7 separate regions of the Mus musculus genome follow, and regions 2, 3, 4, 5, 6 and 7 are each linked to region 1. A link is a loop called in an ENCODE intact Hi-C map of the cell type or tissue named here. Cell type or tissue: left cerebral cortex. All regions are shown on one strand. Region 1 holds the start of Gas1 (growth arrest specific 1). Region 2 has its middle 19 kb from the start of Tut7. Region 3 has its middle 33 kb from the start of Tut7. Region 4 overlaps A530065N20Rik (RIKEN cDNA A530046M15 gene). Region 5 has its middle 95 kb from the start of Gm35333. Region 6 holds the start of Gm35193 (a long non-coding RNA gene). Region 7 has its middle 13 kb from the start of Gm35333.

What was found. A loop is a pair of places that touch in the nucleus more often than their neighbours do. Peaks named below come from ENCODE experiments on the same cell type or tissue, not always from the same donor. Only the 100,000 strongest peaks of a DNase experiment are listed, where the experiment ranks them.
Region 2: a loop joins it to region 1, with 4 times the contacts of the local background. A loop is called at or near these places in 14 of 42 quality-filtered maps.
Region 3: it touches region 1 in a loop (3-fold over the local background); 16 of 42 quality-filtered maps call a loop at or near these places.
Region 4: a loop joins it to region 1, with 2.2 times the contacts of the local background. A loop is called at or near these places in 5 of 42 quality-filtered maps.
Region 5: it touches region 1 in a loop (2.6-fold over the local background); 6 of 42 quality-filtered maps call a loop at or near these places.
Region 6: a loop joins it to region 1, with 2.5 times the contacts of the local background. A loop is called at or near these places in 4 of 42 quality-filtered maps.
Region 7: a loop joins it to region 1, with 3 times the contacts of the local background. A loop is called at or near these places in 7 of 42 quality-filtered maps.

Annotation. Positions count from the first base shown.
Region 1 is chr13:60,176,282-60,180,281 of GRCm38, forward strand. Gas1 (growth arrest specific 1) reads right to left here and starts at 1,254. Exons shown (of 1, transcript NM_008086.2): 1 at 1-1,254. The coding sequence starts at 660. In left cerebral cortex, CTCF peaks have their summits at 1,135 and 2,376; DNase peaks (open chromatin) are centred at 218, 1,281 and 2,374; H3K4me3 peaks cover 2,118 bases; H3K27ac peaks cover 1,226 bases.
Region 2 is chr13:59,840,538-59,844,537 of GRCm38, forward strand. No RefSeq gene overlaps it. Among named protein-coding and RNA genes, the nearest start is that of Tut7, 19 kb to the left of the region's middle. In left cerebral cortex, CTCF peaks have their summits at 446 and 2,440 (motif pointing right); DNase peaks (open chromatin) are centred at 425 and 2,459.
Region 3 is chr13:59,854,491-59,858,490 of GRCm38, forward strand. No RefSeq gene overlaps it. Among named protein-coding and RNA genes, the nearest start is that of Tut7, 33 kb to the left of the region's middle. In left cerebral cortex, a CTCF peak has its summit at 1,985 (motif pointing right); a DNase peak (open chromatin) is centred at 1,999.
Region 4 is chr13:60,103,341-60,107,340 of GRCm38, forward strand. All of the region lies in intron 1 of A530065N20Rik (RIKEN cDNA A530046M15 gene), which reads left to right. Among named protein-coding and RNA genes, the nearest start is that of Gm46420, 21 kb to the right of the region's middle. In left cerebral cortex, a CTCF peak has its summit at 1,793; DNase peaks (open chromatin) are centred at 2,168 and 2,709.
Region 5 is chr13:60,337,617-60,341,616 of GRCm38, forward strand. No RefSeq gene overlaps it. Among named protein-coding and RNA genes, the nearest start is that of Gm35333, 95 kb to the right of the region's middle. In left cerebral cortex, a CTCF peak has its summit at 1,707 (motif pointing right); a DNase peak (open chromatin) is centred at 2,609.
Region 6 is chr13:60,043,365-60,047,364 of GRCm38, forward strand. The region is part of intron 1 of A530065N20Rik (RIKEN cDNA A530046M15 gene); the gene reads left to right. Gm35193 (a long non-coding RNA gene) reads right to left here and starts at 1,634. Exons shown (of 3, transcript XR_382541.2): 1 at 1,406-1,634. In left cerebral cortex, a CTCF peak has its summit at 1,731 (motif pointing right); DNase peaks (open chromatin) are centred at 1,777 and 2,105.
Region 7 is chr13:60,445,566-60,449,565 of GRCm38, forward strand. No RefSeq gene overlaps it. Among named protein-coding and RNA genes, the nearest start is that of Gm35333, 13 kb to the left of the region's middle. In left cerebral cortex, a CTCF peak has its summit at 1,576; a DNase peak (open chromatin) is centred at 1,571.

The sequences.
Region 1 (4,000 bases):
GAGCGCCAGGTTGCAGCGGCTGTCCCGGTCGCAGCGCCGCCGGGCCTCAGTGCAGCCCATGACCGAGCCCGCTCCCGCGCCCGGGCCCACGCTGCTGGTGCGCGGCAGACAGGGCTCGATGGCGCGCTTGGTGGACCTGCAGTGTTCGTCCTGCGCGCAGTCGCAGTCCTCCAGCGCGGGCCCGCGGCGCGTGTGGTTGAGCTGGATAAGCGCCGAGATGCAGTGGCTCGGGCAGCGCCAGCGCGGCGAGGACGCGGCCGAGGCGGGGAAGGCGCCGGCGGGCCCCGGAGCATCAGCCCCGCCGCGCTGCGCTAGCACCGGCGCACAAGCCTCGGCGTACTGGCTGTAGGCGTAGCTGCAGTCGGGCTCGCCCTGACACTGCAGCAGCGCCTGCCAGCAGATGAGGCGGCGGCCGTGCGCTAGCCCCGAGCCCCGCGGTGCCGAGCACAGCAGCTGCAGCAGCGCCATCAGGCACAGCAAGGCGCCCGGCAAGGTCCCCGTGCGGGCCCCGGCGCCGCCCAGCAGCGCGGCTAGCATCGCGGGCAGCAGCGGCCGCCGGACGCGGTGCGGAGCGGAGACGAGGCTCGGGTGGCGGCCGCGGGGCCGCTGGAAAAGTTTGTCCGAGTTCCGCGCACTTCTGGCATGGGCGTCCTCATCCATCCATGCCGGCGGCCCCGCGGCTGGTAAAGGCGGGTGTTCGCTCCGGCACCGCGGCCGGGGCTCCCTGAGAAGCGCGGCGACGCAGGTCCGGGTCCGGTAGACGGTTGGAGGCGCTCAGTGCCGTTCCGGGGGGACGCGGCGAAGCTGCAGGAGCGCGCGGCGCCGGGGGTGCATGGTGCTAGGCGCCTGCAGACAGTCGTGCGGCCGGCGGCTCCTCGGTTCCCGGCTCAGCGGCGCGTAGCACTTCGCAGCTCTGGCATCCCGCCTTCCCGCGGCCAGGACGCTTGGTCCCCTCCCCCTCTACCCCGGTCTGGGCCGCGCTCCGGGAAGTTCTGGGCGCCAGGCGCAGGGAGGACCCCGAAACTCGGAGCGTTTCTCTGCTCCGAGACCCGGAGCTTGGGGAGCGGATCCGCGGAGCCCGGCTGCGGACTAGCTCGCCGCGAGGCTTTAAATACAAAAGTGGGCCGGGAGCCCCCGTGTGGTGCCGCGGCGCCCCCTCATTATGCATGCATAGAAAAGCAAACAAACAAAAACATTAGCAACGCTCCTCCGGCTCGCCGAGCCCTGGCCCCGCGCGCTCCAGGCTTGCCCGCTTTCTCCTTTCTCCACTCTCCGGCGCCCTTTGCTCGGCCCCCTTCCCCGGCTTTGCGAGCTGCTATTGGTCCAGCCTGTTGTTGTTGAAACTTTTTTTTTTTTTTCCGAGCCGCTGGAGTGGGGCTGCAGAGTGGGGGAGGGCGGTGGGCAGCTCACATTCAGGCATTCAGGGCTTGAAAGGAACGGCTTAGGGAGCCTGACACAGGCCCAGCTCCTCCCACTCTTCAGGAGGCTGGGATACCGAACCCCAGCTCGCGCACAGAGCCAGCGGGCAGGGCTTAGGGCCAGCTGCCTGCATCCGGCTCAGCCACCGGCCTTTTTGTTCCCTTCCTCCGCCCCCTTTTTGTTTGGGTGGGGGGACACTTTTATTAATTCTTACTGATCCCCCATCTTTGCATCCGAGAAAGTTCGAAAGTCACTTTAATTTTCAGGCTCCTCATCTCTGAGTTCTGATCACCTCGGGGGGTATAGCGAAGGCAGGGAGTTTTGAGAATTCATTGTAAGACTTTAAAAACTTAGACACAGATTGCGCGCGCGGGCACACACGGGTTCTCTCTCTCTCTCTCTGTCTCTGTCTCTGTCTGTCTCTCTCTGTCTCTCTCTCTGTCTGTCTCTCTCTCTGTCTCTCTCTGTCTGTCTCTCTCTCTGTCTCTCTCTCTCTCTCTCTCTCTCTCTCTCTCTCTCTCTCTCTCTCTCTCTCTCTCTCACACACACACACACACACCGAGCCACCATCACAACCACGACCTCTACCACCACCACAAGAAGGACACTTTCCACCAGCTTTCAGTCCCCCTTTCCGGCAGGTAAGGCCCTCGCACTGGACATCGTTTTCAAACTAAGAAATCCAAAGAACTGAAACTATTTCTTTACTCACGATTTTTTTTTTTAAATACGAACGGCAATGACAAATCTTAGCATTAAAAACCCTGGGAATGCTGAGCGCTACCACCTGGCTGCAGTTACAGCACAGAGGACGAGGGTAAATTGACCCGCTACGTGCTTTAAACTGCACGTTTCAGTTCCTCGCTGTGTTTAAAGCAAAAGCCACCAGCAGAGCGGGCTTTGCAGTCAGAGCAGGACTCTCTCAAGCGACCTTAACTGTGGCGCAATGCAGCTTTTGGCCACTAGAGGCACCGCGAGTCTGTGGCCTGTCAAAAACTGGCTCCTTCCTCTCCCCTTTCCATGGTGAGACTATCAACTCAGTCTGTCACAAAATTTAAGGCTAAATCGCTGCTGAAGCAAAGGAAGCCCCAGCTGCAGTGCGTTCAGAAAGTGGACTGTCCACCTCTCCAAAGAGTTAAAGAGTTTGAAAGGGCGAGAGTGAGGGCCTGACGGATTAACCTGGCTTTTGGGAAAAGCTGGCTGCCTAGGCTGAGGAAGCTGTCTCTGAAACCTCACAGGATGAGAGAGGCAGACTGAGCTGTGTGAAGCCACCGTGCTCCTACCCTAACCCTAATTCATGGTTAGGACCATGAATTTAGTAATAGAAAACAAACGCAAATCTATCCTTAAAAACTAGCCAGATGTGGTACAGCAAGCCTGTTTATCCCAGGCAGAAGCGGGAGGATCGCTGCAAGTTTAAGGACAGCTAGTTAGATCCTGAGAGCTCCAGGCCACTTGCTTTGAGGTCAGATTGCTCACTTGCTAAGGTCCTTTTTTATCCTTAACAATCTGTGATCCTGAGCTCCTAAGAAGAAAGCCAGCCCTGGGATGCATCTTCTGGCTTCTTTAGAGAGCTCTCAAGACACCCTGCAGGAGAATCATCTGGAGACCTTGTGTTCATATCTGGATTCCTAACTCTTTGAATCTCTGACAGCTAAAACCCTGGAGGGCCTGAAAGTCTGCATTTCCAACAAGATTTAAGGCGGTGTGTGTGTGTGTGTGTGTGTGTGTGTGTGTGCGTGCGTGTGTGTGCGTGTGTGTGTGTGCGCGCGCGCGCGTGTGTGTGTGTGCGTGTGCGTGTGTGTGCATGTGCGTGCGTGCGCGTGTGCGTGTGCGCGCGTGCGTGTGTGCGTGCGTGCGTGTGTGTGTGTGTGTGTGTGTGTGTGTGTGTGTGTGTGTGTGTGTATGCGCGCGTGCGTGCAGTGTTACTGATGCTTCAGAGCTGCTTACTGGGGGAATGTTCTGACTGTGTTTGTTCTAAAGGTTACAAATAGTTCACCTTTGCTGGTCACATGAATCCATCTTAGCCTTGATTCAGGTCTCAGTGGGAGCTAAGGGAGGTCACGAGTGCTCATCCTGAAGACATCTTTACAGACTCATGGCCTTGACGTGGAAGGCCAGAGGAACAGGCAGCCACAGCAGGCTGTGTGCATTCCCCTCTTTCAAATATAGGCTTTCCTGGGTCCTGGGCTTTCACTCTTTAAGGACACCATGTCTATGGATTCTCCGTTCCCTCCTTCCTTCCCTGTCCCTTCTCTCCCTCCTCCCCTCTCCCGTTTCTCCCTCCCTCCTTCCCTTCCTCCTTCTTCCCCCTCCCTTCCTCCCTCCCTCCTCCCCTCCCTCCCTCTTTCCATCCTTCCCCCCCCCCACCTCTCCTCTTATTGACTTCTCACTCCTGAAGTCCCACCTGGCATTTTACTCCCCAGTAGTTTCAGAGTATCAGTCCATGATTAGCATGGTGGGGAAGAGTGGTAGCAGGCAGGCATGGTGCTGGAGTGGTGGCTGAGAGCTCACATATGATCCTCAGTTGTAGACACAGGCTAGAGGAATTACAAGGAGGAATCGGAACTGGGTGAGGAAT
Region 2 (4,000 bases), 340 kb before region 1:
TGTGCATAGGCGTCTGGGTGGAGGTGTGGGCAAGTGAGTGTAGTTGCCGTTGGAGGACAGAAGAGGGCGCCAGATCCCCGGTCACTACAGTTGCAGGCAGTTGTGGCCAGCTGATGTAAATGCTGGGAATTGAGGTTGGATCCTGTGTTCTTAACTGGCGAGGCGTCTGTGTACGTGTTTAATTAGGTTACAACACTTAACTAACACTGGACAACGATGCCCAACTCATGATGGCAACTTGTGGTTGGCACAATTAAACTCATTGCTGTTTTTAAAGCAACTCCTGGGTTTATTTTATTTTTCTCTTCTGTTTGTGGTGCTGGGGATTGGGCTAAGAGCATGGTACTTGCTAGGTGTAAGTTCTGTGGTTGAACTGCATGCATGCATTCTTGCCCCCTCTGCTGTTAAGCTGTATGCATTGCATCCCTGCTTCCTCTGCTGTTGAGCAGCATGCATGCACTCCTGCCCCCTCTGCTGTTGAATCGAATGCATTGCATTCTGGCCCCCTTTTCCGGTGACATTTAACTGATTCATTTAAGATCACAGAAGTCTCAGAGGCCAATTAATGTGCAAATTTGTAGCTCCAAGGAATTCAGATCTTTAGAGGATTTTGAAATTCAGGAGGAATGTTGTTAAGACCCATAACATAAAACAAAAATGACAAAAGAAACATGCTGAGCTGTCCGCCACGATGAGCACCTGGAGGAAACACATACTGACTGTGCCACTATTCAATGTATAACTGGCATTAAGGTGACAGGGACTGTAGACTGTCTCCGTATTCTTGTGCTATCTGTGAAAGAAAACTAAACAGGAAGGTAGGACTGTGTTGTGGTTTCTGCTGGGGTTTTGAAGGAGAGACAGGTTGTCCTTTTCAGGTAGAAGGTCTCTGATAACTGACCACAGAGGGCTGGTGCTGAGGAAGAGTGTCAACCCCAAGAGACAAAGCAAGGTGTCCTCTCTTTAAGGTCCCTTCTGGGGAGGAAGGGAGAATGGAAGTCTTGCATCCCGAGGAAATGGAAACTTAGTTAGTGTGTGACCTGTGTGCTCTGAGGTATAAATCATACCATGTGTCAGGGGTCACACAGATAGGGAAGTAAGGCTGGATAATTAATATGTGACTGGAGTCAGACTACCTTGAACCCCAGCGTGGATGGGGGTGGGATGTTCTTACCTTCCTAGGGCGTGGTTCCCTGGATGGCCCACGCTTTCTCAGACTTACCTTAGTTAGGGTGGTCAGGGTGTTATTGAGCTCGGAGGGGGATGTGAGCGCCCGTCTCGCCAGCAAGAACGACGCCACAATAGGATCCTTCTGCACACGTTTATTGGGAGAGCATTGATTGCATAAGCGAAAGACCCTGAGCCCAGAAATGGTGCTGCTTATATAGGCCTAGGAGTGACGTGTCCATACCTGATTGGTTATGCTACCAGTACCTCATTAATATGTGTCGGGCCAGGCAGTGACTCGGCAAAAACCTCTTATGCACATGCGCACATTGGTTGTTTACCCATAATCATGGGCAGTGGCCAGTGGTAGCCAGCGCCACTCTGCAACGGCACATGTGGCTTCCCCCAGGGGGAGGGGTAACAACCTGTGCCCCAAACCACATTTAGCCACCCAGTTCCAGTAAGTCAGTTAAAAAGAGTCACATTGTTAGAGTTAATAACCAAAAGCAGAATAAGGGTTGTCATTAAGTGTGGCCATATTGGAAAGAGGGACAAAGGTCCAGCAGATTCCTCAAGCCCGTCCTCAGGGTGCAGAAGTGAGATCAAAGTTTAAATAAAGGGCAGAGGATGTGTGCACTTAAGCAGTGTCAATCAAAGTGAGGTCCCGCCCACCACTGACTCGGAGCCCGGGCTTCAGTCTCCTGAGGTAGTTTGACAAGATGTTAGAACTGTGTGAATTCTCTTCTGGGAGTCAAGTGAGGTGTGTCTCTTTCCCTGCGTGGGGCTCCAGAGAAATTCCCACTGCTTTGGGCTCCATTGTTTCAGTAGTCTGACAGACCGAGAGACAAGTGTTCTTTGGAATGTCTTCATTTCCTCCGGTTACAGTGACATCGGCTATATCCAAGGAAGTCCACTGTGGGCCCAGGGTGTGTCTGGGGAAGGTTTGAGGCAGAGGACATGTGCCTGATGTGTCAGATGAGCTAGCAGCCCATGCGACCTGACACAGTGAGCCAGGTGGGGATGGGGTGGAAAGCTACCACGACCAGATCCCAGTTTGTTACTATGTGAGAGCATGTGAGAACAGGAAACAAACTATCCATGCCCAGGACCTGCCCTCAAACTTCTTTGTTCAGAGAACTAATTAATAATTCCTCAAAAAGTTAAATATGGAACAATCATATGGCCTAATAACTCCGTTTTTGATCTAAATCCCCAAAATGCAGGAGGCAGAATCCCCAAAGGAGCATTTGCATGTGTTCATAGTAGCAGTACTTATAGCAACCACGAGGTGGCAGCAAATCATGCCAATTGGCAAACCATGTTACTTAGTATCCAGGGTTGGGTTCCTGCGGTTTAAGAAGGAACAGGACCGTGGTCAATTTGACTATATCAGGAATGAACTACAATACGGAAATGGAGGGCACACCTGTGATCCGGATCTTGAAGCAGAAAGACAACATGCCTTTAATCTGCATCTTGAGGCTGAGGACAGGGGTTTTTCATCCAGCGCTTGAGGTGGGATGACACAGCCTTTACTTCAGATCTTGAGGCACACAATCCAGGCCATACCTTCTGCTGGAGACCTACATAAGGACAATGGAAGAAGGAAGGAAGGTACGGATCTGGAATAGGCATCTAAAGGTTTCTAAGTGTGCTCTTGAAGAGAATCTCCTTGCCAGTAGCCCTAGAGCTCAAGTTGTGGAAGATCAAACAGAAGCCCTCAAAAAGATGGCTGAATTACTACAAAAATCAAGTCTGAGCCTCAGAGGGTGTCAGCAGCAGTTAAAGTAAGGTCATTAATTGGCAAAGACTGGGATCCTATAACTTGGAATGGGAATGTGTGGAAGGACCCTATTGAAGCTGAGAACTTTGAACTCTCAGATCCTCAAGGGTCTACCTCACCTGAGGATGCAATACTTTCAGTCCCACCCCTTGAAATATTGCCCTTTTCACCTGAGGAAATTAATCCTTTATTATTAGATAAACCAGCAGTGACTTTCTCTGAAGAGAATGCCAGGCAAGACAATATTGATGTTCCTCAAGGCTCACCAATCATTGCCTCTAGACCTATAGACTAGACTATAGACTATAGACTCAAGGTAAGGCAGGCCCCTAGAGGGGAGGTAGAAAGTGTAGTCCATGAGGAAATGTGTTACACTCCTAAAGAGCTTAATGAGTTTGCTAATCCATTTAAGCAGAAGTCTGGGGAATATGTGTGGGAATAGATTTTAAGGGTGTGGGATAGTGGTGGAAGGAACATAAAACTAGATCAGGCTGAGTTTATTGACATGGGCCCTAGGTTTAGTATGGAAGCTTGCACAGTTAAGAAAGGTCTCAAAAGTTTGAGTGGTTGGCTGAAACGTTTATCAAAAGAGAGGTTACCGAAAAGGAGATGGAGATGCCTGGCATCCCTTGGCCTAGTGTTGAGGAAGGGGTTTTAAGGCTCATGGAAGTTGCAGTGCTAGAGTGGATACGTTGTATAAAACCTAATCTTCCACATTGGAAGGCCCAGAAGATGATATGCCCTTCACAAATCCTGTAAGACGCTAACTGGTGAGAGGGGCACCAGCACATTTGAAGAGTTTTGTTCTTGCCCCTTATTTTATGCCAGACCTTAGCATTGGAGCCGCTGCTGCTCAGTTGGATGAATTAAATGCAGCAGGTTTAATTGGGCCCCGAGGTAGCAAGGGCCAGGTGGCAGCATTGAATTGCCAGAGACAAGGTGATCGTAGTTATTATAATGGGCAGCGTAGACAAAGTGGATTTTATAATGGCATGCCTTGTACAGACCTTTGGTACAGATGGCTAATTACTCATGGTGTTTCCAGGCATG
Region 3 (4,000 bases), 320 kb before region 1:
CTGGGGCCCTAGGTCTCATACCAGCCGTGATCTTCATTTTTAACGAAGGTCATTCATTTAAAGTCATTAAGCTCCTTTGTGTTTCCAACCTAGAGATGTTATACCTGTTACTGCCTGAGGGAGTTATATATTTAAATATTTCACTCCCACTCGACTTTCCATATATATTTTCCCTTCAACTAAAATAAATAAAAATTTATCTTAAGCAAGAAATGCATGGTTTGACATAATGACATAATACATCCCCAAATGGTGTAAAATAAATTTAATAATTTGCCTCCTTTTTAGTTTTTGAGACAGGGTCTCATGTAGCTCAGGATGACCTCAACTTTGCTATGTAGCCAAGGATGGCCCTGACCTTATGATCCTCCTGCCTCCACCTCTCCAGGGTGGGGATTATAGGCATACACTACAACTTTCAGTCTACTTGATTTTAGGGATCAAATCCAGGGCTTCATGCATGCTTGGCGAGTAGTCTCTTAGATGAGCTGCGCTCCTAACCCCCATTTTTCTTCTTTTAAGCTAGGCATGTGGGCGCATGCACGTAACTCTTTTCATTTGCAAGGAGAGGCTGGAGAATTACAAGCTTAAGGTAACCTAGGCTACATGATAGTTCTCAAAATACGCACAGGGTTCTTTAAAAATAGTGGGCAATAATTGGCAGCGAAACCTCGTGGACTATCCAAATAAGGCTGGTTATTAATCTAGAGATGAGTATCATCTCTACCCATTCTCCCGCCCCCTGTCATCTTGAGTCCAGGTAGTGTTGCTTATACAACATGTGTTTAGAGCTTACCACTCAGGCCTGGGTAACCAACCTATTAGGAGGCTTGTTCCTCCTCCTGCAGCCATTGATCATCTTCAGCTTTTCACCTAGGGGCGGGGCCCTGTGAAATCCCCCCACCTATGCTCATGGTCAGTGTTGAGGTCTTGTTAGGATGACCATACTGTTGTCATTTCGTGGACACAGCATTCCTGCCCTGTCTGGAAGAAAGGACCTCACAGCAGGCTTCCTGGACCTTGGGCTCTTGCAGTCTCTCCCTCTTCTCTTGCTTGCTATTCTTTAAGCTTCCGGTTTAGGGTTGTGCTGTAGATGGACCGAATGGGGTTGGTCACCCAGAGTTCGCTCCGTCTCAGCCTTTAACCAGCTGGGCATCTCTGCTGTAGTCTCCATCTGGTGCAAAAAGAAGCATCTTCGATGAGGAATGAGAGGCAGACTTAAGTGTGAGTGTAAGTACTTAGAACACAGTTTGAAGCTGCATCCATGACTGGCAAGATGGCTCAGTGGGTAAGAGCGCTTGCTGACTGCTTCTTCCTGAGTTCAAATCCCAGCAACCACCTAAATGAGATCTGACACCCTCTTCTGGTGCGTCTAAGTCAGCTACATGTACTTATGTATAATAATAAATAAATCTTTGAACTGGAGCAAGCAGAGATCCTAAAAATTCAATTCCCAACAACCACATGAAGACTCACAACCATCTGTACAGCTACAGTGTATCACATACATTAAATAAATAAATCTGAAGAAGAAGAAGAAGAAGAAGAAGAAGAAGAAGAAGAAGAAGAAGAAGAAGAAGAAGAAGAAGAAGAAGAAGCAGCTGCAGCCATCTAGAAAAACAGCTTACAGCACCAGGCAAGGGTTCCCTCTTGTTGAGTAGGCTTTAAGTCTTATGAGACGGCAGTTGGTATATTAATGCCACAATCACACCGTTTGGGAGTATCTTGCCATGCCGGTCACGGTCATTGCTATCATGACTTGCAAAAACCCAAATCATAGTCCTGAATAGTCTCTTAAATGCTCCAGGATGTACGTTCTCTGCATCAAACAAAACAAAACAAACCAAAACAAGCTTCCCTCAAACTTCCCCCAAATCTAAAAGAAATGAGCAGCAATTCCCACATGAACCATACAGAAGCTGCGCCTTTCCGTCCTTAGGGAAAAGGTGAGTGCAGAGACTGAGGTGCCGCGCCGTCCTCCTCTGCATGGCCGGTAGAGGGAGCAGCTCACCAACCCTTGATTTCTGGCCCTGATGCTAAGTGGATAGAAGACTCACCCCTCAAACGTCCCAGAACACAGACTTCTAGAGACAAAATAGTCTAGGACTATGATTTGGGTTTTTGCAAGTCATGATTTTCCGTTAAGTTATTCACAGAGTTCTAGAATTACCTTATTATAGTTGGACAGTGTTTGAGGGCGCAGCCTAAACATTGTCCTTCCGTTTCGCCTCCCTTAGAAAAAGTCATTTGAGCATTTCATCCCAAGTCCACAAAAATCTGGCCTGGGTGCTTACCCCAACAATTGGGTTAGATTCTCAGGGTCCAAGATCACTTGTGCAAGGTTGGGTTGAACTTTTTTTTCTCTTTCCTAATCCTTGAGCCTTTGATGTGGCGGTGGAGTGGGAACTGGGCCGAGTTCTTCCTCCCTGACTCATCAGCTCCCAGCTTGGGTGTCTCCAGCGTACTCCATGCTGCGTCTCTTGCTGACTTTGTTGGGACAGCACCTATCTTATGCTATCCCAGTTCACTCTCCCACCTTACTCTTCACTGGCAACCCGGCTATGACCAAATCGCCGCCGCTCGCTCTGCCTCATCTCAGGGCCATTTGCTTATTCTCTCTCCAGTCTGTCATGCACTTCCGGTTCCAGTCACAGGCTTATGCAGGGCTGCATTGCTTCTTTCTTGGAAATCCACGCTTTAGTGCGTCCCAGCCCCTCTTTGCAAGCACTTCTAGCAGTCTTGTGGTACCTCTTCTATTTTCCCTGTCTTTTAAAAATATTTATTTTAATTTAATGTGTGTGAATGTTTGGCTGTATGTTTATATGTACACCACATGCATGGAATATCCAAGGAGGCCAGGAGAGGGTGTTGGGTCCCCTGGAGCTGTAGTTACAGGCAGCTGTGAGCCAGTCAGCGTGAGGGTTGGGATCAAAGTCACGCACCACCACACGTGGGCTTCTTTTTCAATTATTATTATTATTTTTTAATCACCCACTAGTCTGGTTAGTGCTGTTTATACATTCATGAATGTAGAACTATACACTGGACCATTGGAAACCTATCGGTAGCCATAAAGGATCTTTTTCCCTCTTCAAGAAACTTCTGTTGCCAAACTCACTAAGAGCTCAGCTTCACTAAGGGGTGGGGTCTCACTAAGGGGTGGGGTCTCACTAAGGGGTGGGATCCATTAAGGGGTGGGGCTTCAGGAAAAGGTAGGACCTTAGCAAAAGGTGGGGCCCAGAGACCATCTGCTCCATCTGTGCTTGAGATTTTTTTTTTCTGGCTTGATCTTGTATAGGTCTTATGCAGGAAGCCACAGTTACTGTGAGCTCATGATTTTGATAGCCCTATTGTGTCCTGAAGACAATATTCCATGACACTCGTCTCATCCTCTGGATCTTACATTCTTTCTGCCTTCGCCTCTGTGACGGTTTGTGAACCTCAGTCGGGGAGGAGTTTGATCCCACTCAGGGCTGAGTTCTCTATCTCTAGATCCAGTACTACGACCAGTTATGTGTCTCTGCGTTGACTGCTGCCCACTGCAAACAGAAGCAAGATTCTGTGACCAAGAATAGAGCAGCTCAGATCTGTGGGTATAAACATAAGTATTTAGTAGGAAATCTGACAGCATGACCATCAGGCAGAATAACAATAGCTGGCTCCACCCTAGGCTCTTTGACTTCCTCAGTTTTTGACTGGTATTATAGTATTAGGCATGACATTGCCTCCCGTGGATGGGCCTCAAATCTAATCAGAAACTGGATAGTTACCCCATAACATCTGCACTATCATGCATGACTATCATGGCAGTGGGCACCTGTTTCTCTGCATGTCCATATTGTAGCATTTAAGGTCCATGCTGGCCCATTTCCGTCTTTTTGTCCCCAGCAGCTTACATAACTGTACCTTACACGGTGGTGGTTTGAATAAGGATGGTCCTGTAGGCTCATATATTTGAATTCTCGGTCCCAGTTGTTGAAACTCTTTGGGAAGGATTAGG
Region 4 (4,000 bases), 73 kb before region 1:
CGTGTGTCTGAGTGTTTTACTCAACCCTCTTGAATATCAATAATTTGCCAGTCTCTTGTGGAGGACTTTGAGCCAGCCTGCTCTGACAGAAGCAGACTTTGTGTGTAGAAGAGGAACCCAGTAGGTAATACTATGTTGTGTATCTGTATCCCGTCTCTTATTCTATTTCTTCCCCAAGCCCACAGGAGCCCTCACCACCAGTCCTATTTATTCTATGTAAACAGTTGTGTTATGGTTTATATATGCTCAGCCCAGGGAGTGGTACTATTAGAAGGTGTGGCCCTTTTGGAGTAGGTGCGGCCGTCACTGTGGGTCTGGGCTTTAAGACCCTTACCCTAGCTGCCTAGAAGTCAATATTCTGCTAGCAGCCTTCAGATGAAGATGCAAAACTCTTAGCTCCTCCTGCACCATGCCTGCCTGGATGCTGCCATGTTCCCACCTTGATGATACTGGAATGAACCTCTGAACCTGTAAGCCAGCTCCAATTAAATGTTGTCCTTATAAGAGTTGTCTTGGTCATGGTGTCTGCTCACAGCAATCAAACCCTTACCAAGACAAGTGGTTGAACATCCAGTGTTGCCTTTCATGGCGTCCTCTGTCAGGTCCCTTGGTTCTTTTGCTGTATGGGCTTCAGCTGCCTAGTTGTTCTAGACTGACAGTCTTGCTGGTTCTTCAGCCACAACCCTGTGCACATGTGCAGTAGTTTACCTGTTCTCACTGCTTTGAGTCTCCTCTGAGACTTCTGCTGGTGTAACATGACATACTGCTACTTGAACCAACATGTATTTTCATGAGCAGAGGGGGTATACTATAAAGCAACCGTAAAACACACAGGGCAGTAACAGTTGCTTGCTATCATCATTTGGGTTCTGGGCGGTGCTCAATGGTAGATCCTTTCCTTTTCTTCAACTGCAAGTCTGGTAGGCTTTCTTATGCCTGTGTCACTGAGGACCTGCGAGAATGCATTGTGCTCGAATCAAATAGGGTAGATGCCACTAGATAATGAGAACTTTATGCTTCATAATATTCCTAATGATGTGATTGCTGCTTAAAGATATCTAGGTGCAGTGCATGACTGCAGCCTCACCTAGTTGTGTCCCTTTACGAATGTGACAATTGGGGCTGGACAGATAGCCTGGTATAGGCCACCATACCCAGAGTTTGCTCTGTGTTAGGCAAGAACTCTACAACTGAGCCACATCTTTGGCCCTCAATGACTTCTTACCGAAAGACAGAGACTAACAGTTTTTTTGTTTTTTTTTTTTGTTTTTGTTTTTGTTTTTTTATGTTAGGCTTCCCAAAGCAGAAGCTAAAGCAAGGATTCCATGCAGGTGCTTATTTGGGCAGTGATTCCAGGAAAGGGGTAGGGATGAAGAGGGCAGGGAGGAGTCTCCATGAGCTCTATGCTAACCCTTCCGCTACTGAGGGCAACTGAGACTCAGTTGCCCTTGTACTGGGCATAGGTATCTGTTCAGAGTTGCCCATCTGTGCTATTTAAGCCTGTGTCACTGGAGGTTGGCTGCCATGAGTCCACACACTCCCTGTTGCATGGTCAGAGCATGCCCATGGTCTGTGTAGACTTCTTACAGGGTTCTAGAGGGATATAGAAAGAAGCCATTGGGTTAAATTAAAAATGTATCTGATATGGACATTTTAGAAAACAAAGATTCTGGGCAAAATAATGAAAAATCCAGAAACATCCTACCAAGAAAAACAATAACAGATGTTTAATGGCTTTTATTATATTGGGCACCCTTTGAACTGTCATATGCCCTTTATTCATCAAAGCAAAGTCCCTAGTGGTTAGAAGGGGAAGGTTTTCCTTGGGCATCACAGTCCTAGTGGCTTGTGTGTTCTGGTGACCACAGGACCTGACAGAAACAGCTGGAGAAAAGTCGTGGCTTTCAGGGGTCCAGCTCCTGTGAGAAGGCGTGGCAGCCAAGCTCCGTTCACTGCCAAGGGGCTTGTGGGATTGAGCTTCCTCACAGCCTGGAGGAGAAAGCAACCGAAGGAATGGCAGCGATGGGGGCTGGACTTTCTGAGGCCAATCCCTGGTGGCCTACTTCTGCCCTGTAAGCCCCACTTCTTGAAGGTTCCACAGCCTCCCACAAGCACAGCACCGGACGAGGGCCAAACATTCAAAGCATGAGCCTGTGAGGCACATTTCAGATTCAAGACAAGCACTGGCAGAGACCCGGGCAGGGACTGCCAGTGAAACTCTGGCACCGGGCTTCTCTACACTCGGAATTTTCTCTCTTTTTGTATTTAACCAAAAAAAAAAAAAATCTCATTAGAGTCTTCCCAGTCGTGTGGGGGGTGCTATGAATCACCATGCATATACAGAAAGAGAAACATGAGCAAAATGAGATAAATTATCCTAAACTTTTTCAAATTTAGATTTTCAATTAGTTTTTGACTTAAGTCATTAGCATTTCCTCCGTAACGCCAGCTATGTTAACAAGAACATTTGTAATACAGTACTTTCAAGAGACGTTTAAAAGAAAAAAAAACCAAAGAAACTAGAACTCACTGGTGTGGGCCCTGAAGCTGACTGCAGATTGCACGGCGTGGTTTGTAACGTTGGCTGCTATTAGATGCCGTTCTGAGAACCTTACAAAGCCATTCACTTCTGCCCAGCCTCCGGCTCCTCTGCACAAACACCTCTTCCTTAAGGTGGAAGAGAAGTCTGTTATCACCTCCCAGATTTTCTGTCAAGAGCTGAATAATCATCTTCAAGTTTTGCCGCTGAAATTTCAGACTTGTTAGCCTAGGCAGAGGAGTAACAGAGCTGAGTCCCACCCAACAGGCACGAGATTCTGTTGGTGAACAGGAGACTCCATCTGTGTGGTATCAAGGTATAACTAGACTTCACATGTATAGATTTGTGTCTTAGAATGGTGTGCCTCTGAGTGGCTCAGTGGGATGTGCTACAAGCTCTTTGATTTCCTGCCACAGGTGGGAAAGCTGCAGCCTTCAGATCCGGAATGCTCTCTGTTAAGTTGTGTGACACTCAACGGCTGCCTGAGAATCACCCACGTGTCTGTGTGCACAGAGATGTCTCTTTACAGCATCCCCATCAACGTAAGATAGATTATACTCTGTGAAAAGAACTGGAATCCGAGAAATACTGTCCTGAGGAAAGTAGGTTTGGGGTACAGACGTGATGAACGAACATTAGCCAGCTTTATGTCCAGGGTCTCAACTGTTAATATGTCTGATAATAATTTTTGCTTTAATTGCAAATAAAATGCCTATGAGAGAGGTTTCTTTCTTTCTTTCTTTCTTTCTTTCTTTCTTTCTTTCTTTCTTTCTTTCTTTCTTTCTTTCTTCCTGTGTTAACTCATCTGATTTCACTCAGGGTTGTGGAGGCTGATACCCCTTTGGACTATTATTCTATGTATTAGAAATGTAAAATGGAGGCTGTGCCTAGTCCTTTAGAAACTTGATGTGTATGTAGGGTTGTGTGTGTGTATGTGTGTGTGTGTGTGTGTGTGTGTGTGTGTGTGTGTGTGTGTATAGGGGAGTGATGCCTAGAGGAGGGATTCCCCTTCTCAAAAGAGAAGGGGAGGATCTGTGTAAGGGGATACTGGGAAGATGGGAAGGGGCTGATATTGGGATGTAAAGTGAATAAATAAATAAATTTAATAAAAATTAAAATAAAAATATATAAAATGATTTGGACATTATGATTTTAAAGACATTCTGTGATGTACTCAAATGAGGACAATATATTCTTGTCATCGTGCTTAATTAAGACAGAGAAATAAATAGACTACGAGGGAAAGATATTGGCCATCTTTACTTTTAAAATTATGCAGTTCCTTCACAGGTAACTTTCAAAAACTCGTCGTGTACTCTTGTGTGCAAGTCACAGAGCTCAGTAGAGATGACTCCTAGTCTCTGCTATTATTACTGGTACATATAAGTTCTCCAACAAGTACCAGTGGCATCCCTTATGGTAATTACCACGTGTAACCTGAGCGGGCTGCCATTTGGACCT
Region 5 (4,000 bases), 160 kb after region 1:
AGCCTGGAAAGGAGCTGGCAGTGTCCCATCCCCCCACAAAAGGAAATGTCCTCTGCTGAAGCTCAGATGTTGCCAGGGGAAAATATGAGTGTGTGTGTGTGTGTGTGTGTGTGTGTGTGCGTGTGCATGTGCAAGCATGTGTGCCTGTGCAAGTATGTGTCTGTGCATGTGCAAGTATGTGCATGTGCAAGTATGTGTGTGCATGTGCAAGTAGGTGTGTATGTGTGTGCATGTGCAAGTGCAAGTGTGTGCATGTGCAAGTGTGTATGTGTATGCATGTGCAAGTATGTGTGTATGTGTGTGCATGTACAAGTGTGTGTTCATGTGTCAGAGAAAGAGAAAGACAGACACACAGACTGAGACAGAGAGAGAGAGAGAGAGAGAGAGAGAGAGAGAGAGAGAGAAACAGACAGACATGAAGATACAGAAGAAGAGAGAGAGAGAGAGACAGTGTTGGTGGAGGACAGGATGGGAGAAACACCCAAGGCCAGTTAGCAAGCTACAGTTAGCTTGCAACATCGTCCTCTGGGGCCCTTCAGCAGGGCCAGGAGACACAAACCGTTCTGGCTTGGAATGTAGGACACGGATGGCCTCCAACATGCCAACCAAGTGTCAGCTCCAGTTCCACTCAATAAACCCAGGAGCACACGTGGGCAGTTTAATAACTGGGGGATACAGGTGTGGGGACTGAAAACAAGGCTTGAGTCGGGAGGCCCAGCCTCCTGCCTGGCCTGTGGCAGTGGAAAAAGTAGCTTATGTGCCAACCCCCAGTCAGCCGCCATGGACCCTGATTTTACAACAGTTGTGAGGTATTTCACCATGGCGCCTGGTGGAATTTCTCCATTAGTGCTAGACCAAGCAGATGGGAACATGAGCCTCCCGGGCTTCCCAGGCCCCAGGTCTCCGGGCCCAGAGTCAGATCCTGAAGTCTGCAGTCTTCAGACTGAACTAGGACAGAGCCTCACTTGCTCTGATGAGGGATTTAAATCTGGACCTTTATCCCACCCCATGCCGGGTTGGCCTGAGCACTTGCTGCTAGTCTGTAAATTTAAGGGACATCAACAGCCCCAAGTTGCCTTTTCCCTTGGAGAGTCATGATGGTTAGAAAATATAGGTCAGTCCCTGTAAGCATTTGGATACAGAAAAAAGAAACATCAAGTTGTCACCAGGACTGGGTGGCTCAGGTTGCTGTTCCAAAGGGGCTGGAAGCAAGGGAGATTCCATTTCTGCTGATGGAGGCTCTTAGAGATGCTTTAGGGCCAGCCTCCATTTCTGCTCTTCACTCAACAGCTTCCCCCGACCATCAGCGACTCCAGTGTCCAACCACAGCCGCCATAACATACTTGTGAAGCTCTGAGGAGCAGATTGGGCAGCCAGTGCATCTGAGTCTTTGCCTTGGGATCTTTATGAAACTCAAGGTTCTGTTCAGGGAGGTTTTGAGAGAGCAAAGGGGGATTCTAGGGTATAAATGCTGTGTGCCTCCACCATGTTTTGAATAAGAAATATCTCCCAGAGGTTTCTGTATTTAAATGCTTGATCCTTAGACACCTGTGGTGTCTGGAAAGGTTGTGGAAACTTTAGAAAGTGCAGCCTTGCTAGAGAAAGTGAACATGTCTTGGGGATTATTTTGTATATTTATCTCATAATTTTATTTTATGCACACGTGAGTGTCTGCACAGCGTTTATGTGCACTGTATGCATTCAGTGTGCATAGTGACCAGAAGAGGGCGCCATGTCCCTTGCAACTTGAGTTACAGGGAGTTGTGAGTGACTCTGGAGGTGCTAGAAACCAAAGGCAGCTCCTCGGTGAGACTTTTTGAGAGAAGCCAGTGCTCTTCACTGTACATCCATCTCTCTGCCATCCCCTTGGGGTTTTAGAGTCCAGCTCACTTCCTGTTCTCTCTGCTTCCTGACTGCAGTGTGCTGTGTCTGTCTGTCCTCCTGCCCTGGCAGCAGTGAGAGAAGTGTCCTCTCCAACTGGAACCACAGCAAACCTTTTCTCCCTGAAGCAGATCCATGTTGGGTGTTTTTGTCACAGGAATGAGAAAAGTGACCAATGAGGCCCGCTCCAGCCACATGCGTTAGGTTCAAGCCTAATGCTCAAGGCAATGGTGTTAGGACATTGGGTCTTAGGAATATGATGAGATGGTGAGAGTGGGGCTCTTAGGGACAGAGTTAGTGCCCTATGAAAGAACCCCAGAGAGCTGCCTTTTCCCTCTATGAGGACACAACAAGAAGGTACTATCTGTGAAGCAGGAAGAGGGCTGAATCTTCTGGTCCCATGGTCTTGGACTTCTTAGCCATGAAATCCATGCTGGTGCCATTTGTGAGCTGCCAGCTGACTGAGTTTCTGCCTTAACCCCACTTAGCCCTCCTCTCCTTCCTCACTAGCATGGGATTTTGCTACCTGTGCCCTGGACCACTTGCTGCCTGATCCTACTTGCCTTTTAGGGTTGGGGGTGGAGGTGGTGTGGAATCCACAGCACAGACTCTGAGAGCAGGTGAGAGATGCTGCAGCAAGCCTATCTGAATTCTGCTATAAGCTCCTTTCATACCTTCCACCCACACCCCATTGGTCCCAAGAAAGCATCTCTTCTAAACAGTGATTCATGATTGGCTGGCATTGTCTGCGCCAGCAATTCTTGGTATCTCAGGCAGTCTTTAATTAGGTCCTCCTGCAGGAGATGCCTTGGCAGTTATGCAGACCCAGCGTTTATGTATTTATGCAGAGGCAGCTATGCTGTTCCTCCTACAGGATTTGGTAGCTCTACCTCACATGCCAATTCCTAGTGTCCTTTGGCTTTGGGAAGAAAAACCTGACAGGAAGGTCTGTGAGTGGTTGGACATAAAGACAAGAGAACAAGAAGAAGGTGAAGGATATAGATGGGTCAAAACCTACCTGGAGCTTGTTAGTAGCACTTTGAGGGCTGGGGAGAGTTCAGGTGCTATGCTTCTCTCCTCTCTTTTTGACTACAACCACCCCCTGGAGATCCCTTAGCAGAAGGAGGGGGCACCCACTGTGTTATTGCTTAGACTATGTGACAAACAGGAAACAGAAACTTCTGGGGAATGGCTGGTACAGGTATAGAAGCCACCCATTTCTCGTATCTCTTTTCCCAAAGTAACTTTGAAATTGACTGTCTTGTTTTAATTATTTCTCTAAACAAAAAAAGAAAAAAGAAAAAAGAGGGGAGTGGAGAGATGGCTCAGCAGTTAAGAGCATATACTGATCACACAGAGGACCTGAGTTCCATTGCAAGCATCCATGCTGGGTGCGTCATAGCCACCTGTAACTCTAGCTCCAGGGGATCTGACACCATCTTCTGGCCTCTATAGACACCAAGCACGCACATAATACATAGGCACTCATACATAATAAATACAAAAAGAAGAAAGTGAAAAACTCTGCTGTGTCCTCATACATGCAGGCTATGTCCCAGAGACAAAGACGCATCTTCTTCTCTTCCCTAAAGAGCCACCAGCAAACCAGTGAGGCCAACAGGAATTTTTGAGTGGCAAGCAGTAGATTTCAAAGCACAGGAGTCACTGGATGCAGTGGCTTATGCCTTTAATCCCAGTTTGCAGAGGCAGAGGCAGAGGCAGAGGCAGAGGCAGAGGCAGAGGCAGAGGCAGAGGCAGAGGCAGAGGCAGAGGCAGAGGCAGAGGCAGAGGCAGAGGCAGAGGCAGAGGCAGAGGCAGAGGCAGAGGCAGAGGCAGAGGCAGAGGCAGAGGCAGAGGCAGAGGCAGAGGCAGAGGCAGAGGCAGAGGCAGAGGCAGAGGCAGAGGCAGAGGCAGAGGCAGAGGCAGAGGCAGAGGCAGAGGCAGAGGCAGAGGCAGGTGGACTTCTGTTAGTTCAGGGCTAGCCTGGCTACATAGCAAGTACAAACCAGCCAGGGCTACATCGGGAGACCCTGTCTCAAACGCACAAACAAATGAACAGAACAGAGAACCTTGTCCAGTCTCAGCTTCCCGACACCCAGTTCTCTTCTGACAGCAGAAA
Region 6 (4,000 bases), 130 kb before region 1:
TTTCAAATCAGAAACACCACTCAAGAGACAATACCAGGTGGCTCTTCTGCTGATCCGATCACTGGAGTAGTGTCTCTCCAGAAGACGTAAGCTTTATCCTTCTCACATGTTTAACCGTATGTCTCGGTGGAGGTGCTTTGGAAGGTCCGTCCATTCTGGCAACTGTTCAGTCCTTTCTTCCTCAGATCTGCCCCTTTACTTTCCTATTTTGCAAGTCTTGGCTTTCTGCTCCAGGATTCCTTCTTGCCGGCTTTGCCCAGCTTCAGCCTGGTGACGGCCATCTTGCCAGAGTGAATGTCTGTAGGAACAGCTGTTTGGTTTGCCCTTCTGCTGCACCTGCTTACGGGATAGCATATTTCTCCCTGTATTCCTGGGCCACGTTGCTAACCAGCTAACCTTTTACATCTCGAACTTCATCTTCCTTTGATGGGAAGAGAAAGAACATTCTCCATCCATCTTAGCTCTTTGGAGCAAGAGAAAGACAATGCCCCTCCAGACATGGGGAGGGCATGAGGCATGAAGGGTTTGGAACTCATCCTGACAGGGTCACAAAAAGGCAGTTTACACTCTCTTGGGGGCTGGTGAGATGGCTCAGTGGTTAAGAGCACTGACTGCTCTTCCAAAGGTCATGAGTTCAAATCCCAGCAACCAACTGGTGGCCCACAACTACCTGTAATCCTGTAATGAGATCTGACGCCCTCTTCTGGTGTGTCTGAAGACAGCTACAGTGTATCTTAAGATATAATTATAAATAAATCTTTTTAAAAAGTTCTCTCTCTCTCTCGCTCATTTTTTATTATTTCTTTGAGAATTTTGCCCACCTCCTTGTTTATGGGCAGGGTAGGGGAGTTTACACATATGATTCGCAGCACCCGAGACAGCAAAGGGAAGATGCGTACAGGCTCAGGCCAGACAGAATTGCAGCTTAGCTTTTGGACTTCCAATTTTTAAGGTTCATATACTTTATAAAACCAAAGAAATACCTAAGTTTCTTAGACAGAACTACCTCATATATCAGAATTCATGTTCTGGAAAGAAGATCACGCCCCACGTTCTTCTACTCCTGGATTCCTCATTGTTAGTTAGGCTTGTCCCTTGTGACTCTGTCTCTTGGGAAGAATTTTGTCTTGCATTTCCCACTGACCATTGACATGCCCCAGCATAGCACTGCAGTGTTGAGGGAGAAGCTGAGCTGGCGATGGGCACACTGATCACCCAGTAGATCATTCTTAATCCCCGCTAAGCTTTATCCCCAAAGTGAAGTGGCTCTTCTGGCTCCCGTTTATCTCCCACTAGCCATTTGTGATCCCCGTGGCCTGCACCGAATCATCTCACATTGTATAACTCTGACAATTATCTTTATTTTTCCATTCCTACAATACTCAGAGACAGACACGTTTCTGACCTGGCATTCATGTGGCACTTGAAGGCTGCAGGGCCGGAACCCCATACCTAGCAGGAGTCCAGCCCTCTCTTCACCCTGCTCTTTGAAATGGCTTTTTGCACAAAGAACAGCATCTCCCGGAGGTGTCAAGCATCCCGCTCTGTCCATCACTGCTCAGCTTGAGATATGTTCCTTCCATCTGCAAGTCAAAGCAAGACTTTTACAAGTGTCAGCAACACAAGCTCGAGCTGGTTCTTGGCAGCAATCTGGGTTTCTTTTGCCCCTGGCAGGGCATTAGTAACTCAAGCACAGCTTCCCCAAGCCGTGCTCCACCAGAGGGCTGGAGCCTCCCAGGTGCCAGAGAGCACAGGGTCCCAGCCTGCCCGATCCTCTTAAAGACATCTATCTATCTGCTGGTCCCCGGGGCTCAGAGTGTGCAGTCAGGAATGACACATATGTTGTAATTATTTTTAGAGCAGAGACAAGTTTGTTCTCCCTGCAGCCTGAGGGGATGCATGTGTGACAGTCAGGGAAGCAACATCTGTCAGAAAACTGGACCAACAAGAAGCAGAAGAGACCCGCAACAGAGGACCCCCACTAACAAGCCAATGTGCTGAGACTCATCACGGTCTCCTTAAGAAACCTCTGGCAATCGGTGCCACCCACGGGCACCAGGTGTCAGAGACACCTCTCAGACCTCTGGCCACAGCTCTCGAGATAGAACATCTGTCGTCTGCAGGCACTTCTGACAGCAGATTTCAGAAATGACTCTTAAATAACTGTGGGGCACGATCCTCCACCTGGAAACTCGGAGAATGCGTAATAATAGGGGGTGTTAAAAATATGCTAAATTGAGCCATTATCACCAGTTGCCTGGCCTTCTGTGAAACTATGTAGCAATATGTAGCAAGATGCCCGGAAGAGTCCCCTTCTGTTTGCACGTTATCAGTGCAGTCTGACTGAGGTTTTCCCAAGAATAAAAGGGAACAAAATCCAGAAAAAAAGTCACATAGAGTTAGACTCCTTAGTAATTTTTTTCTCTCTTTCCTCTTCGGGGAACGGATCACAAGATTGTAATTTTAAATAATCCCACAATTAATTCTTGAGCTACACCATCAGGTTAGAACAAATGCTTCCTTTCTGGGTTAATTACACAGGAGGACGCCCTATGAGCTTATTTGTAGACAATAAGTGCTCATTAAACAAGGTTTGGATCAGCTTCAGCCTGTCAGAAAAGCCATGAAAAGGGATCACTCCACATCGCTGGACCCTTAACCCCTTCTGTGCCAGAGTTAATTTTTAGTTGGTCTCCTGGAGCTGTGGGTGGACATATACATTGTGCCATCTTTTAGCCTGTTAGCATCCTACTGTCTTTCTCCATGCCACAGGAAACTGAAAGTCAAGTGTGGTTGGGGTGGGGTGGGGTGAGGAAGGACACCCCAACTGTAGAAAAGCAGGCTTTAGAGTTACCCCAGTATCTTAAAGTCTCATCACTTGGAGAGGGGACACCAGAGCTGGAGATTCAGAATGTGAGGCAAAGGACATAGCTCAGTGGGCAGGCTGCCTACCTGGCACGCCCGAATCTGAGCTTTGATCCTTAGCATCATATAACTGAGCATCATGGCATTTGCCTGTCACAGATAGGAGGATCATAAGTCCAAGATTGTTTCCAGCTACATCCTCAGCTCTGTTCCACTCAGATGGGAGACAACTATCTATGGAGCATGGATAAGGCCTATGGATGGAGCTTAGGTTACTAAGGGAGGAGAACAGGAAGTCAATGAAGAAGCAAAGATATTACCACCAACTGGCTGATCATGAGCACCAGAAGGTATGTGTGTGTGTGTGTGTGTACATGTGTGTGTATGTGTGTCTGTGCATGTATATGTGTGTATGCTCCTGCTTGTATGCTTGTGTGTGTGTGTGCACGCGCACATACACACACACACACACACACACACACACACACAGGCCATAAGACCCTGCGTGCCTCAGCAGCCTGGCCTATGTAGCACTGAGGAACTTCCCCTCTAGAGTACACACATGATGAAGACAACTAGAGCAATGCTTTAATTCCCCCCCCCCCCCATGTATTTTCTCAGAAGGTCAGACTTGTTATTATAAAATGACAGCACAGAGGTAGTTGCTAACAGGCCTTAGGACACCTCTGCCCTCAGTACTCGCCCACTCCCCATGCAGCCTTGCAGGGGGATACCAGGATCTTCTGTGCCACTGTGAGTGCCCACTACAGCATGGAGCTGGGCAAAAACAGTTTTTATACACTGTCCTCCTATCCCAGACTCTGGGACTAATGCCACTGTTAAGCGAGACACATAAAAGAAGCCAGACAGATAAATTGTCATTAATGAGTCTTGCAACTGGCTGTGTCGACATGGTACCTGGTCCCATTGCTGCCCTGGTGACAGGCAAAACCCGCTGCCTTTACCATGCCCTCTCCTCTACACACTGGCTACCTGTGGTAACTGTGCCTGAGCACAGCTTCCTCAGGCAGGGGCATGAATGAGAGGCTACTCACTGCAATGTGGCAATGTGGCTCACTCAGAGGACTACCTGGCTACCTTGGTGGAGCAAGGGTGACATCACAGTTGGTTTTGA
Region 7 (4,000 bases), 270 kb after region 1:
CAGACGACAGAGCCCAGTTAAATTACTGCCGTGTATTTTATTTCCTCCATCCAGTTCCCAGCACCACCATGACAGCTCACAACCTCCTCAGGGTGCTGACACCCTTTTCTGATCCTTGCAGGCACTGCACATACTCATGGTGCACAGACAGACATGCAGACAAAACACTCAGACACTAAAAAGAAGTTCCTCCATCTTAAAGAATCAATCAACAGTAGCTGTTTGTGAATCTTACTAGTTCTAGCATGAACTCACAATGTTTCCCACTGTGACTGCAACTGTACCCATTCTCTTAAATATTTTCGTCTTCCTGTGTTTCAGATCTGCATCCTTGGGAGCAGAAGGACTCACCTTGGTTACTTCTCAAGGGACTCTCGGTTTAGCATCTTTTGTTTTGTGCTTTCTCGAATTGTTGCATTTCACGTTCTTTGACTGACTGTAAGATCTCTGTTCTTTTTATCATCCTCGGGTTGTTTTGTTTCGGGCTCACTCCTGTGGATGTGCATGTGTATGGCCAGCAGCGGTGGTGGTGGGTTTGTGGTTGTTTGGCTCAGTTTTTCATTTTATTAGGGGCATATGAGTGGTGCTAACCTCCTCAAGTTCCTCACAGACAGCAGCTCCCAGGTTACACCCAGGATCTCACCGAGGCCTGGAGGTACCTTCAGCATCTTATTCTGTTTCTGACCACCTCCTTCCATGGGACTCATCTTGAGTCACCCTGCATCCCCCAGTCTCTCCAGGCAACTGAGCGCATATATTAAGCTGTTACTTCTCTCTTTGCTTAGTAGACCCCAGAGGTCATCAGTCCCATGAATCTGAATACATGCCCATCTCTCTTACCCACTGGCCTGCCCTTCCATGATGCCATTGGACAAATACTACCCTAATTCAACCCACATGCACCTGAGCTGCTACGGGTCAGTTGCTTTTTTTTTTTTTTTTTTTTTTTTGAGGGTGGTGGTGGGGGTGGAGGGTCCCTGCACCAGCACTGACTTCAGCAAGGGTCCTCCTGGTATGCTTTGGGCGGGGGGTGGCTGCACCAGCACTGACGTCAGCAGAGTTCCTCCTGGTGTGCTTTGACTTTGGGTTTTCCACCCCACATTTCCCTGATACTCCGACCTTGTGCTAGTCCATACTATCCCAGAAGCTTCCCTATGTTTCTAGAAGCCCTTTAGTGATGGAACCTTCTCTTTTAGGACAGCAATTGTCTTTTTAGCGGCCTTTCCTATCACTTCAAGGAGCAGAAGCCAGATAGAGACATGTTCCAGTGGTCTCTCGCGCCAATTCCCCCATCTAAGGTACATGGTTAAAATCAGTGTACACAGAATGAACCAAATGGTTGTTGTTTTTCCCCCCCTGCCTTTTGTCACAGAGACTCTCCCGTCATTACACGTTCAGTCAAGGATGTACCAGATAATATGGGCTGGCTGGGGGGATTGGCTTCATCTCACTGAGGCCCTTTGGGAGCAGAATTAAAGAAAAGCTAGTCTAGGAAAAAAATCATCATCAAGGAACTCTCAGCTATTCCCCCGTGAGCCAGTGTCCTATTCTAGACAAAAGCGCACCACAGCCCCCAGGAGGAAGAAGGAAGTAAGCCAGCCTTCACGGAGAAACTGCAGGAAAACACCTCACCAGCCTTCACTGAGAACACATCTTTCTGATGATCAGTCCCTGGAAGAACCATTAGTTGGAAAGGGCTTATTCCTTTCCTGGGTTTCACTGCCCCCAAACAGGTCTGCTAAACAGATTTCCTGCATGTGTTATTGCAGGCCTAATGGAATTTTTCAGTGGAAACCCTGGTCCATTTTCAGTCCTTTCCTTATGAAATGTCATGTCTATCCAAGCCTGATGAACAGGGAGGGGCGTGAAAACTCCAGGTGTCTTGACAGCTGAGACTCAGAAAGCAACAAAGCTTGTCTATAATCTAGTGATGGCCAGTGTTTGCAAGGTGGCTTCTGATTGGACCCAATTGATCTGAGAACTGAGTAGGCTAAAGACCTTTCGGATCGGCCCTTTCGATGAATGGTCCAGGACAGGAAAGTTCAAACTCCCTCCATTTTAGCAGCAAGAAATAAAGTCCTTCTATTTTCCAGTGGAATGGGAGATCACCCTTCTGAAAAGCAGCACCCACTGCCCTTTGCTCCACGGAGCTGGGCTGCTGTCAGAGGCTCTCCAGGGCTGCCAACCTCTGAGGGGCTGAGATATGATTGGGAAGGTGGACATGGTCATAGAAACGCTGTGGAAATGCACAGCAGGGTGAGACAGAGGCTCCGAGTGTGACCTCTGTGTCTATTTCCATGAAGGAGAGACACAGGCTAAACAGACCTACTACTCAAAAAATATAATAAAACAGGAAAAAAAAAAACCCAACAACAACAACATATTCCCAAATCTGAAATATGTGAGTGTTATCATGATGTCAAAGAGGTTTCCTGATCAGAGAATGTTTTCAATGTGTGATGTTCAATTCGAAAAAAATCTATGAAATATCTCCAAATATGAAAACTCTAAAATCTGAAATGTTTCAACTGAAGAAGGGCTCTCAGCTAACACACTGCCCTCGGCGTTGACTTGCATGTGTCCCTGTACTGTTTCTTATTAGCTGTGTGTTTCTGAGAAAGACATCTCGTCTCTCTGAGGTTCAGTAAAATAAACCGGGGGGATGACTTAGCAGCTAAGAACATCAACTGCTCGTGCAGAGAATCCAAGCTCAGTTCCCAGTACTCATATCAGGCAGCTCACAACCACCTGTAACTGTGGCTCACAGCCTCTTCTGGCATCCACAGGCATTTGCGCTCATGTGTACATACTCACACATAGACATACATGCATACACATAAAGAATAATAAACGTAAATCTTTTTTAAACAAAATAGAGACTGCATCAGGTTGTAGATAGATATACAGATAAAAACCAAAGTACTTGGTAAGTGAAAATAAATCACACCCTTAGTAAGAAAGCACTCATGAGGGCTGGAGAGATGGCTCAGCGGTTAAAAGCACTGACTGCTCTTTTGAAGGGCCTGAGTTCAAATCCCAGCAACTACATGGTGGCTCACAACCATCTGTAACGAGATCTGACACCCTCTTCTGGAGTGTCTGAAGACAGCTACAGTGTGCTTAGATACAATAATAAATAAATCTTTTTTTTTAAAAAAGGAAGAGAGAGAGAGAGAGAGAGAGAGAGAGAACTCAACTCATGCTGACAGGGTGGCCTTATCCAAAATCACTTTCAAGGATTTATCCATATTTTCTTGCAACAGTAGTCAGGGGTGTGCATGCAACTTTGCACACAGTAGATGCTCAGGGCATACTAATTAACTTAATTCAGTTTCGTTGTCCACTCAATCCCAATTAAGCTTCTGTTGCTAACTTAGGTCAACAACGATCTTAGTAGCTCAAAAGACCAGGCTAATCCAAGACTAATCCAGATGCAGGAGATTAGTGCAAGAGGGGTCGGGCTGGGACAGCCATGCAGGACTGCGGTAGTGAAGAGTGAGGTCTCAGGCTCTTCAGTAAGGGCACACCATTCTGAGTATTGGCCTCAGCTCTTGGAAATTGCCTGGAGCCCTCTCATTTAGACTTCAAATTTCTCCTGGAAGGCCTAAGTGTTCCTAAGATTGTCCCAGGGGCTAGAATTCAACTTCTGCTCACACTAGTGGATGGGGAAGCGCCTGCATCATCCTACCAGCCCTCAGCCGGTTTTCGTGTCTCTTGTTTTATTTATTTATTGTTTGTTTGTTTGTTTGTTTGTTTTACCTCATCTGACCAATTGAGTTTCACGTGCACGAAAACTAGAGTACACACTTCTCATTGATCTCTGACTGTGGAAGGCTAGGCAATCTGTGGAGCCATTTATCTCTGCATGAAGCTGATGTTCTGTCGCAGAGGTGTAGGCTGTGACGTGTGTGAAAGCCAAATTCAAAGACAATCCCACTAAATGTCCTCAGAAACATCCAAAAATTCAGACCAGGCGAGGCCTGCCCCGCCTAGTGGCAGG